Linked DNA regions of Mus musculus: region 1 is linked to region 2. A link is a loop called in an ENCODE intact Hi-C map of the cell type or tissue named here. Cell type or tissue: left cerebral cortex. All regions are shown on one strand. Each heading gives the region's core, and the rest is flanking DNA. Links, peaks and the distances in the headings are about the cores only.

Region 1 (6,308 bases), core at 921-5,920, 140 kb before region 2:
ACCCATGGGCTGGGGTGCTGCACTGATAGCCACTGCTAGAGGAGGGACCTCTTCTTTTGGTTATCAGGAGCCAATAGAAGGGTCTTACTAGGAGTGAGAGGCCAAGGTGAGGACTTATGTATATCTGTCCTAAAACTGTGCAGGGTGGGTCAAGGAGGAAGGAAGTCTGTTCACAGGGAGACCTCCTGCAGAGACTGGTAGCCTGTCCCTGGAGGATGCTGAGTCCCTGTGTGGGGTAGCTGTGGGCGACAGCAGAGGCGGAAAGAGAGGAGAGGTGTCTGGGAGGCAGATGAGACAGGGCTGGGTGACTGATGGGCCGTGGGAGGTGAGTGACGCTTGGGGACTATGAATAACAGCAGCTTCTGGGAGACTGTGGGGGGCAGCCCCCCTACACAGACAACCCGGATGCCTGGCTCAGAGCAGTGCTGTTAGCAAGCTGTCTTCTCCCTGTGGTGCACCGTGATCCCCAAGCCTTTGCCCACATTGCGTCTTGAACAAAAAGATGCGCTACGTATGGGTCTGCCTCAGCTTAAATAAACTACTAGGAAACCTTTTCCAAAAACTTTCTCCGCTCTGCTTTTAGCACCTGACCCCCAAATATGCTATGCATGCACCCACAATATGTCCCTGTCCCTTTTAATACTTGTCCCCACAAATAGCTTACCAACTGTCCCAGGAAGGGTAAGAGTCACTTACAATACCTGGCAGATAGGATACAACTTAAGGCGATATCACACCTTCAAACATGGAATATGGGAGAAGATGGGACTTCAGTATGGGCTGCCCTAGGGTGAAGGAGCCTGGAACTCATCCCAGAAATGCATGGGCAGTTAGTTCTAAGGACCAGAAGCTCAACCTGTGGCTGCAACTCAATTATTGATAAAGTGCTTCTCTAGCATGCGCAAAGCCTCAGGTCCAACCCGCAGCAGTACTTGAGTGTGGTGTTAGAACATGCATGTGATAAAGTACTGCGGAGGTGGTAGCAGGAAGGTCAGCTGTTCAAGGTCATCCTCTGGGGCAGTTAGTTGAAACCAACAGGAGCTATACAAGACCCTATAAATCAATCAATCAATCAATCAATCAATCAATCAATCTTCAGTTCCTTTAAGGACCTGAAATCCAGAGGGGTTGGTCTGCCAGGCCATTTGGGCTTCTCTGCCCCTGCCCACCTCACCCCATCCCTGCCAGTCCTGCCACCATTGAGGTCTCCAGAGCACTGGCCCATCAGCCATTCTCAGAAAGGGAACAGCTCTAGAGTTTACAGTGCCCACCTCTCCCCTGGGAAAGCTTTTCCAGGGGCCATTGGAGATTCAATTTCCAAACACAAATGAGGTTTGAGGTTAACCGCACCTTCATTTCCACGTGGAAAGTCCTGGAGTGAAGCCTTCCTCCCTTCCTTCCATCCTTTGCTGACAAACCCATCCACTTCCATTCCCAGCAACCCACCCTCCACCACTGTAAGGGGAAAAAGAAATGACATTTTCCCTTTACATTGGAAATACTTAAAAGTCCCAAGAATAGATTTATAGGAATATTTTAACCTTTTCTTTGATCCTTGAAATGTCATTGTTCTGTGGGCTGAATCGCCAAGGGTGACCTTTTCCAGTAACCGCGGGGTGGGGAGCTCCTGCTGGCTCTTTGAAAGGAGCTTCATAGCTCTCCCTGCATTCCACCCCTACCCCAGCCTGAGCCAGTGGAAGGACCAGAGAGGTAACAAGGAGGGCTGGCTCCTCAGCCTGATGCCACCACACATGTGACCTTACCTGCCCCACAGAGCCCAGGCAGTTCCTCCAGCTCTGCATGGGACCAACCACTTGCCCTCCCCACTCTGTGGCCTTGAGACCCACACACGTGGAGATGTGTGGGACTCTTCACAGAATGCACTGGGGGAGGGGGTAAGATCAGACAGTGTGTGTTGTATTTAGTAGTTTCTGTGGAAAATAAAAGACCCTTTGAGTTTTTGCCCAGTGGCTGCCAACAATAAGTACTTATTTTCTGAGTGTATACATGTATGTATGGTGTATGTATTTATTGCATGCACATGAACATATGGTGCTTACAGTAGGATGATGGGTGCCTTCCTCTATACCTCTCTATCTTATGGCCTTGAGAGATAGGGTCTTTCACTGAACTGCAAACTCACCTTTCCCACTAATCTGGCCAACTACCTCTTTTCTGACTGAGCCATGTCTCTAGCTCCCAAACACTTATCTTTGAATGCAGAGGTCTTACAAGTATCTTGTGATCTATGCCAGCTTCTTCCAGGCATCTCTACTTCAGGATACAGACTCTGTACTCATGTGGGGATCCACAAAGGGGCTGACCACCTCATGATGAGGTCGCTGTATTAATCCATACAGCCTCTCCAGGTTTGGGCTCCACACTTGGCCAATATCAATCTCACCTACTTTCGGTTGGCCAAGCCAAGTCACTCGACTTGGATCCTGCAATGGGGCAAGGGTGAAGGCGTGGGCTCAGGGGAGAGGGAAGCAGCTATCTGCTGGGCAGAAATCCAGTCTATCAGAGCTTGTAAAGCCTTGGCACCATGCCTGTCTGTGACAGAACTCCGAATATGAATTCCTTTTCATACAACATTGCAACATTATTATGTTTTACGGCTCAGATTAATTCATTATAATTCACTGTAATAGCATCAGCCTTTTGGCTGATCGCACACGCCTTACTGTCCGGCTCCTGTGGGCCATGAGGTATCACACATGAATCAGCTCTCCCCTGATTCAGAAGCTTAATGCCTTTAAGCTTTTAAACTTTAATTATCTTGATGAAATTGTTTGTGGGGGTGTTTCACACCTTCCTACCTTTTTAACTAGAGCCCGCTGAGTGCCACTGAGCCCTTCACATTGATAGACTGGGGCCTCGGTGATGGGACCTGCCCAGGTTCTCTGCTGGCACACGGAGATGCTAAACCTGGTCTGTGCAGCACTGACTGGCCCAGCAGGGCACTCTTTACATTATGTCTACAACAAGTGGCCAGAGGACATCTGTCCTCTATGGATCTGCTTGTCAGGATCAGAAATGAAGAACCACAGACTCTGGCTAAACCCATTTTGGCCTCCCTAAAATCTGTTCTGATGGTTGCAGGGGTGGATTTTTTTCTAACAGACTATTCTAGTGGGTCTAATCTGAGTGTAGCTTCAGGAGCTCACGGTGCTCAAAGCACTTGAGAAGCAGTTAACCTACTCATCCTTCCCTGTGAGAGAGCCCGGTGGAAGTTTCACAGTAGCTGAGGAACTTCCCTTATCCCAGCCCCTCACCCTGCTTCCTTTTCTTTAGCCTTCATCTGCCCCTTCACACCCTTTCTCCAGAGTCCTTCTCTTTTCTGCCCATTTTGCTCCATCCTGCCTCCTCCTGTTCCCTCCCTCTTCTTTTCTTACTGTGGATAGAAGAGGCGTACCAACATTTAAACACATTCTAAAATAACTGGCTCATTCCTTCTGGTGCTGCTAGGCACCTCCTTCATCTTAAATTGCTTTGGGAACATGGGGGTGGTGGTGGAGCTCAGTTGGTAGAGTGCTTGCCTAGCCTGCAGAGAGTCCTGAGTTCGGTCTCCAGAATCACAGAAACTGGGTGTGGTAGTGCACACCTGTAATCCCAACACTCCAGCGGTGACAACAGGATGATCAGACGTTCAACATCATTCTTAGCCTTATAGCAAATTTGGGGCCAGCCTGAACCACATGAGACCCTACCTTAAAAGTGGAAATAAATTTTTAAAAAATCAAATCACAACTTGCTTCTGAAAACACTTGGGTTCTTGTCAGTCAACCTGTGGCTGTCTACCCCAACCCTTGGAGGTTAATTAAGTAAGCTCAGATGTCTTTCCAAATGTGCTAGGGATCACCTAGCTGTTCTGTGGAGGAGCTACGGCCTTGTGGAGCTGTCCTGGGTGCTGAAATGTTTCTCCTGCTCTGTTCTGCAAGCCATTGAAAGCGGTTGCTTTTCCTGCCCAGTCTTCTGAGCTGTTTAAAGTGGATACCAGAGCTTTTCGTTTCAGTTCTGTAACCTCATTGCTATGCCAGTGACAGATGTCTGTCTGCTTCGCTGGCCAGGATTTTTTTGGAAGGTGTTTAGGCCAAGAACAGTTGTCTATGGAAATAACCTCCAGGCTGTGACAAGCTAGCTCCTGAATTGGTTGCACAGAGACCTACGGCAGGGAGGAACCAAACTGACCAGTACCATGGTCTTACCTATACCCTCCACTTGCTAGATGCAGGATATTGGGATGGGCAATGTCTGTCCTATTCTGGACTCCAAAACCCACTTGGTAATGTGATCTACAAGATGGCAATCAACTCTCACGGGGGCATCTATAATTGTAAGGCCAGTTGGGGGGAGATGATAAAGTGGAGATAATGGTAAAGAGCCCTTTACAAAGAGTCAGGAGCTGTGCTTCATAACCTGCCACCAAAAGTTGTGTCATCTGGTGCCATGCTTTGACCTTCATCCCCAGACCTTCGAGAGGCTGGAAAGTCTAAAATCAAGCAGGCTTGTCTGGTGACACCTGCACTCCTCTTACAAGATGGTGTTTGAGGCTTCATCATTGGAGTGGGGTTACCATCTTGTGCTATCATGAGAAATGCAGAAGAGAAAGAGAACCCTGTGCCTCATGGAGCCTCTTCTAGGAGGAAGACTCCTTACTATATAGCCCAGGCTGGCCTCAAACTTTTGCCAACCCTTCAATCCCAGCTAATTGAGAAGACTGTCATGTTGGCTATTAAGTATCAATACCTGAACTTTGGAGGTGAGACATTTAAACCATAAAGGGATAAAGCAGGAGAAAGGGATCGCTTGCTCTCCTGCCAACTCCCTGCTGCTGCCCAGGGCTTCTGAGACAGGCTCTGCCCCCTTGGAACGAATGGTCCGGGTATAACAGACTAGAAAAGAGAGGAAGGAAAAGTGCCTTTCCCAAGGCAAACAAGCAAATAGCCTTTCCCATGCTTTCCTGACACTGGGAGATTTAAATGCAAAATGTCCCTGACGAACACCTGCATTTGAACATGCTGGCTAGTGGTGCTGTTTGGGGGGACTTGTGGAGCTTTTAGGAGGTGAGAACCTAGCTAAAGGTAGTCGGTGACCAGGAAGCAGGCTTTATAGGTTATGTCTCTGGCATTGTTTCCAGCCTGGATTCTGTTTTGATTCTCCCTCATCTAATCCGTATTCATTTATTCATTCATTTATTTTGAGATAGGATCTCTCAAGGTCCAAGTTGGCTTCGAGTTTATTACATAACAGGAGGAGCTTAGGCTTCTGTTTTTCCTACCCCCACCTCCAGAGTGCAGGAGTGTGCAGGACAGACTGGCCTTTACAGCCAGTTTGTATGTGGTGGTGAGGATCAAGTCCATGCTAAACAAGCACACCACCCACTGAGCCACACCCCTATGCCACCACTGATCACTCTACAGTCAAATTACCAGTATGCCCTCATAATGGCTGACCTCCCCGGAGCAGGGACTCTGTGACAGGCACAATCACATGCTTCTCCTCCCTGAAGCCCAAGGAGGGAAGGACTGATATTAGTGCACGCTAGTGGCTAAGGCTGCTAACTCTGAAGCTGGTACGCAACTAACCACCCCAAGGTCAAGGGCTAAAATTCCATAGCTATATTCTCTCCATGTCTATGGCCCTTGCTCATGCTGGCAGCTATTATGCTGTCCTAACTTTTCCCCTTAAGTATAGTTATATATGTATTTCATGCCTCTCTCTCTCTCTCTCTCTCTCTCTCTCTCTCTCTCTCTCTCTCTCTCTGTGTGTGTGTGTGTGTGTGTGTGTGTGTGTGTGTGTGTGTGTGTGTGTGTGTGTTTGGCGGTCAGAGGGCGACTTGTGATTCTCTCCTTCCACTATTTGGGTCACTGTAGTCTCCCCTCCCCCAGCCTGAAACCTCCCGACAGGAGGCCGAAGACTAGCCTCAGCTTTACAATTTGCATTTGAATAAAGTACCTGGACTTCCCCAAAAGAAGTTCTGCTTTCCTACTTTCTCACTGTCGAGATTTTGTCTTTCAAGCAGGTAAATCAACATTCTCGAGCCGGACCAGCAGATGTGCATCCCCGCCCCCCTAGAGCACACAGGTGGCAGCTGTTATCTCCATTCTCAGGACATTTCCAGCACGTGGCTTTCAGTCTGAGCTAAAAATTAGGTTTACCAAGAGGGCTAGAAAAGTAGCTATTTCTATATTAATAAAGATTGGTTTTTATTTTGATAGACAGGCTTGGTCCCTTAGCTGACCTCTGGCTTTTCACCCTTGCTGTTACTGCAATGTGTCCTTAGCTCCTTAGGCTGTGAAAAAAAC
Region 2 (6,308 bases), core at 664-5,663:
TGAATTGCTAATATGAGATCCCTCCAATTTTTTAAAAGATTTATTATTATAGATAAGTACACTGTAGCTGTCTTCAGACACCCCAGATGAGGGCATCAGATCTCATTACGATGGGTGGTTGTGAGCCACCATTACAGGTGGTTGCTGGGAATTGAACTCAGGACTCCAATTTTTAAAGTCGGCATTTAGTGCTATGAACTTTCCTCTCACCATCTCCTTTACTATGTCCCATGGGTTTGGGAATGTTGTGTTTCCATTTGCATTCAGCTCTAAAAAGTTTTTCAGTAGCCTTAATTTCAGTCTTGACCCATTTTCATGTAGTGAATTTTAAGTAGTGAATACATTAGTTTGAAAGTATTCTGTTGTTGATATCCTATTTTAATCAGATAGGATGCAGGTTATTTTGATTTTCTTGTATCTGTTGAGTCTAGCTTTATGTCCAAGTATGTGGTTGGTTTGAGAAAACAAGCCATGGGCTTCTTAAAAGCTATAGTCTTTTGTGTTTGGGTGAGATGTTTTGTAAATATATGCTATGTCCATTTGATGTGAGACATTTGACTCCAACATTTCTATGTGTAGGGATAATCTCTTGTGCACTGTACTCAGTAAAGAGCTGAATTGCTATAGCAAGGCAGGAGAAACTAGGCGGGATATCTGACAGAGAGAGGGGAACTTTGGGAAAGAGTCAGGCATGGGGGATGCACTACCCAGACTCAGAGGAAGTCAGACTTAGTTATGAAACTGAGGAGAGGTTTCCAGCTATGTGACAGAACTCAGATTACTATAAACTTGATAGAGTTACAAGCTAATTGGAGAATAAGCCCAGGATATTAATTCATAAATAAGCCTTGGTGTTATTGTTCGGGAGCTGGGGCAGACATAGAAAAGTCCAAATGGTTACAGCTATGTTTAGTTTTTGTTTGGATGACCTGTATATTGGCAAGACTAGGGAAGTCGCCCATTTATCACTGTGTGAGGGTTAATATATGATTTTAGCTGGGGTGGTGTTTCTTTTATGAACCTGGATGCCCTAATATTTCGTGGGTAAATGTTTAGAATTGCAATATCCTACTGGTGGCTATTCTCTTTGATGAGTATGTCCTTCCCTATCTCTTCTGATTAGTTTTGGCTTGAAATCTATTTTGTCAGATTTTACAATGGTTGCACTAGTTTGCTTTCTGGGTCCATTTGCTTGGAATATTGTTTTCCATTCTTTTATCCAGAGGTGATGTCTATCCTGGACCTTCAAGTGTGTTTCTTGATGCAGGAAAAAGATGGATTTTTTTTTCACTGTTAGTGTGTATCTTTTTATTTGGTTAGTATCTCTTCTTTGTGGAGCTGGGACCACTGACATCAGTGAGTGTGTCTATTGGTCCCCATCACTTGTTGCGGAGTGGGTCCCCCACCCTGCTCTTCCAGTTCGCTGGTATGAGGTTACTTATCCCTTGTGTTTTCTTGCAGGTAGTTAATCTTTTCAGAATCAAGTTTTTATTCTATCATCTTCTGTAGAGATGGATTTGTGGGTAAATAGTGCTTAACTTAGTTTTTATCATGAAATGTTTCTCTTTCTCCATCTATTGTGATCTACAGTTATAGTTATTCTGGTTATAAATTTCAGGCTGGCATACATACATCGTCTAGAGTCTGTTGAAAATCTGTTCAGGCCTTTCTGGACTTTGGAGTCTCCATTGAGAAGTCCGGTGTTATTCTAATAGGTCTGCCTTTACATATTACTTTGTCTTTTTCCCTTGCAGCTTTAAAAATATTCTTTCCTTTTCTGTACATTTAGTATCTTGATTATTGTATGTCTGTCATGAGGAATTTCTTTTCTGATCTTGTTTGGTGTTCTGTGAGTTTCTTGAACCATGATAGGCTCCTCCTTCTCTAGGTTGAGGAATTTTCTTCTATGATTTTGTTGAAAATGTTTTCTATGCCTTTGATCTGAGTTTCTTCTCCTTTATTTCTATTATTCGTAGACTTTGTCTTCTTATATTGGCCCAGATTTCCTGGATGTTTTGTGCCTACAATTTTTTTTAACATTCCCTCTACCATTTCTTCTATCTTGTCTTCAACACCTGGGAGTGTCTCTTCCATGTCTTCCATGTCTTCCATGTCTTCCATGTCTTCCATGTCTTCCATGTCTTCCATGTCTTGTTGGTGAGGGTCACTGCTGATGGTTTCGTTTTACTTCCTAAATATTTTTTTATTTCAGTCTTAGTTTTTCTTAGTGATTCTATTTCTTAGTCTAATCAAATTTTCATGTCATTGTTTTCATTATTTCACCATTTCATCTAACTGTCTTGTTTTCACAGACTTAAGGGGTTCATTCTTATTTTTTCTTAGGTCCTTGAACATATACATAATAGCTATTTTGAAGCCCTTGTCTTGTGCTTCAGTTATATTGCATTTCTCAGGGCCTACTGTAGTATTGTTGCTGGGTGCTGGTGGAGGGATACTGTCCTGTTCACATTTGCGTCATTGCACCGGTGTCTAGGCATCTGGACTAGGGATAATTGAGGTGATTCTAGGTGCTGACACCTGGTCTTGTCTTTGTTGAGTGGGTATCCTATTCTTTGTTTACCACTGGCGCCTCGTTGGGTCTTAGGAGATTGTGATGGCTGTGGGTTGCCTGACAGGAAACACTTATGCAGCTTGGAGGATGGCAGAGAGGAATTGAGGTGGCCTAGGAGAGAACTTCCCGAAGAGCTAAGGGGATCCTGTCCACATCTGGAGCGAAGGTACACTGTGAGTTGGAGCTGTGGTGAGAAGAGAGGATCCTACCAATAGGTTACAGTAAAGCAAAGAGTTATCTGGAGAGACAGGCATGTTGGCGCTGGCTCATCCCTGAGTCTGAAGCAAGAGTGGGAGGAGTCTCCAGTGAATGAAGTGAATGAAGTTAAAGTGGGAAGAGGGTCATTCATAAGCAACCTGTCCCTAGGCTGAGGGTGAGAATGAAGAGCTTGTTCTGGTGGACAGGAAGGAGTGTGTGAGTCTCCTACTTGAGTCACTGCCAGATGCCAGGTTCCCAGGTAGAAAGTGTCTCCAGGTCCTGGGGGCTGACATGAAGGACTGGGGATGGGTGAGGGGATGCTGAGGGATGCTGAGAAGCTTCACTGGAAGGAGAAAAGCGGGTTCTACTCCAAGGTTTGGCAGAATCCTCTGTGAGTGGAGGTAGGATGGGAAGACTGGCCCCTGCAAAAGGATGCTGCAGGGCTGGAGATGAGACTAAAGTGGTTGTAATGGGGACAAGAATGAGAGAATCATCTTAGTCCCAGCTCAGTGTGGCCACTAGGGGTCCAAAGTAGTGTTTCTAGGTATAGGCAGCCACTCCAGCTAGTACACACAACCTATACACACACATGTACACATACACACACACATACATACACACACATACATACACATATACACATACACTCATAACACACACTCACACACACACACTCTCATACATACACACACATGTATGTACACATACACACACATACACACACACATACATACACACACATACATACACATATACACTCATACACACACACACATACAGAAAAACATATATACACATATACACACACATACACATACAGACACAGACACAGACACAGTCACACACACTATATTATGGGCCAGTCAACTGGCTCAGTGTGTAAAGGCCACTACACCTCATATTCTGAGTTTGTTTGATGTCGTGCACACATCAGGTGGAAGCAGAGAATGAGCTCCTGCAGGTTGTCCTGCCCTCCTCTCAGGCACCATGACAGGAGCACACACATTAAACAAAAATAGAATATAAAAATGTATGGCTTTCTTTTTAATTTTATGTATATATGCATACATACATATATAGAGAAAATTCATGTGTCTAAAATGCTACCTTGCTTTAAAATGTACCATCAAATCTCCTCCCCACTCCTCCACTGCTCTACCGAATCTTTTCTTGCACTACAATGAGCATGGCCCTGAGAGGTTTGTATGCCTCCGTTGCTGGTTACTATGGCTACCACAGTGCAATGCCTAAAGAAAGCAGCTTCATAGGAAAAGGCTTGTTTGGCTCACAGCTTTGGAGGCTCAAAGATCACACTTGAGTGGGCAGCACTCTGGGGCCACCCTCTGGAGACGGTGTGGTGGCAGGGGTCACAGCGGCAGCAACTCTCCTGAGAAAGTAATGGAAAGCAGAGAGCAGGGTGGGGCCTGGCTTGCTCTTTCTGTAGCAGCCCTCTGCTGAGAACCAGCCTGGGGTCCTCACCAAGCCCCTCCATCCCTGTAATCTCACTAAAAGGACTCTATGCCTGCCTGATGATTGTAACCTAGAAACCAGTTGTCTTGTGCACTGTTGCCTAAAACTCCACCCGGTGATAATTAAATGAATCAGGCACCCCCTGACACATTTTCACAATGCTTTGTCTGCCAAAAAAAGTTTGTGTATTTTGCATAGGAGGTGAAGGTTGAGATCAGATGAATAGAGGGAGTCGGAATGAAAACTAATTCCAAACCATTTTCACTTAGAAACCCTCCTGGTGCAGACAGCAAAAGGCCTGTTTCAAGTGAGGGATGGCTAGTTCAAGGACAGGAGGGTGACATCACAAGGACCAATCTGTAAGCCAGAAGACTCAGAAGACTAAAAAGGCAAAATTAGGTGTGGAGTGGAAAGGGAGGGGGAAGCCCAGGAGTGTTTGCAATTCTGGATCTTAAGGCCATTTAAATTTTAAAGTTACTGGGGGCGGGAGACAGCGTGTATGCCATAACTGCATGGGCAGAAGTCAGAATAAACCTGGAAGGAGTTTATTCGTTCCTCCTACCATGTGGGTTCCGGACATCCAACTCAGGATGTGAAACTTGCGGGATGAGCAAGCAACTCGCTGAGTCATATCTCTGGTCCTTAGGGCCATTTTCTAACTCAACGAGCAACACATACTTTTTTATTCATTCTACAAATAGAAGTTAAACACCCCCTTCGGGGTATAGGTAATTCAGGACAAGCCTGGCTTGGCAGTCTTCTCGCTGGTTGGTGCCTAGTGTGTGTTCTAGGTGGGTCAGGGCTCATCCAGGCTGACAGTCTCTCACCGTCCTTGTCCTCTCCCTTGTCTAGGTAGCAGGGGTTACCTGCTCAGAGCAGAGACAGATGGGAAATTTCTGTCATCATTAAGGTTTTATTGACCAGCGCGGCTGAAATTTCCCAGAGAGAGGAATTCATCTCGCTACCGACTGAGAGCAGACATCCTGCTGGGAGTAGTTACATAAATTCTGTTGCTCAAATTAATTAGGATTGTGATTCATTTGTTTAATGAAGAATCTGATGGCGAGAGGCAAGGCAGCCTAGCCTTGCCGAGTTCAGCCAATCCCGGGTGATAGTGCGGCAGATGGGGTGGGACCAGGCCTGGAGCTGGCTGCCGATGGGCAGAGACAACCAACCAGAATGCAGAGCTGAAGCCAGTGGGAGCCGCTGCTGTCCCCTCCAAAGCTGGTGGCTGGAGAGACGCAGATTCCCAGCTTAAAGCTTTCCCAGCTTCGCCGCCGCCCAGAGGCTTCCGGCCTCCTGCTTCCTCTGTGCGGAACAACTGCGAACAGCTGAAACACACGCCTCATTAGCACCGACCGTCCACCCATTTCCTCATGCCACCCCCAAACGCCAGACTTTATGCTTCTTGGAACACAAAGTAGGGACAGGTAGAGCACCGGCCTGTCCCACCTGCTTCGAAAAGACCCCTCCCCTCTACCCAGACTTCCCTGCCTGCGAGTGGAAGGGCAGCCCCATTCCACAGTCGCCTCTGGAAGCACCTTCCCCAGGTTCTGTGATCCTGGCTCTCAGCCGCAGTTGTAGAGGTAAGAGGCAGGTAGGCGGCCGGAGAAAGGTAGCCCCGGGTGAGGCTGGAGAGAAGCAGGAACTGCACAACTCCAGGAGACGGTGACTGATTGATCGACTATGTAGGTAACACTCTTTGGGATAAGATTTAAAAGATGCTCCCTAGCATCCCTAGAGAAAAAGGTCAAGTCAGATGTTTTGAGTGAGTCTGAGGGATTTGTTGAAGTGGATGCTGGAGAAGAAGAGAAGTCAGGTAAGCTTGGGACTTTTATTTATTGATGCCACGTCTGCAGGAGTCCTTCCTGGGAGCCATGTTTTCTTTCTAGATGCCCCCACTTCTTATTTGGACTGGACCTGGAAAGCCACAGGTCAGACCCAGCAGGACTTTTAATGAATCAGAACGAACTATTACACGGGCATGTGTCCTGATATCTTCCCCCACACTACCTAGATGCCTCTCCTGGATCAGTTACAGCTCACTTAAAAAGAAGCAGAGTCCACA

Evidence for each region. Hi-C counts contacts between places; a loop is a spot of excess contacts. Peaks named below come from ENCODE experiments on the same cell type or tissue, not always from the same donor. Only the 100,000 strongest peaks of a DNase experiment are listed, where the experiment ranks them.
Region 1: a loop joins it to region 2, with 17 times the contacts of the local background. A loop is called at or near these places in 2 of 42 quality-filtered maps.

Annotation. Positions count from the first base shown.
Region 1 is chr2:92,669,477-92,675,784 of GRCm38, reverse strand. No RefSeq gene overlaps it. Among named protein-coding and RNA genes, the nearest start is that of Gm13816, 70 kb to the left of the region's middle. In left cerebral cortex, for the core only: no CTCF peak of the experiment used is centred there; DNase peaks (open chromatin) are centred at 2,532, 3,453, 3,984 and 5,177; H3K27ac peaks cover 4,670 bases.
Region 2 is chr2:92,528,645-92,534,952 of GRCm38, reverse strand. Gm13817 (a long non-coding RNA gene) reads left to right here. Exons shown (of 4, transcript XR_374783.4): 2 at 2,637-2,738; 3 at 4,510-4,639; 4 at 5,093-6,308. Among named protein-coding and RNA genes, the nearest start is that of Gm13817, 9.2 kb to the left of the region's middle. In left cerebral cortex, for the core only: a CTCF peak has its summit at 3,285; DNase peaks (open chromatin) are centred at 3,999, 4,785 and 5,405; H3K4me3 peaks cover 794 bases; H3K27ac peaks cover 2,076 bases.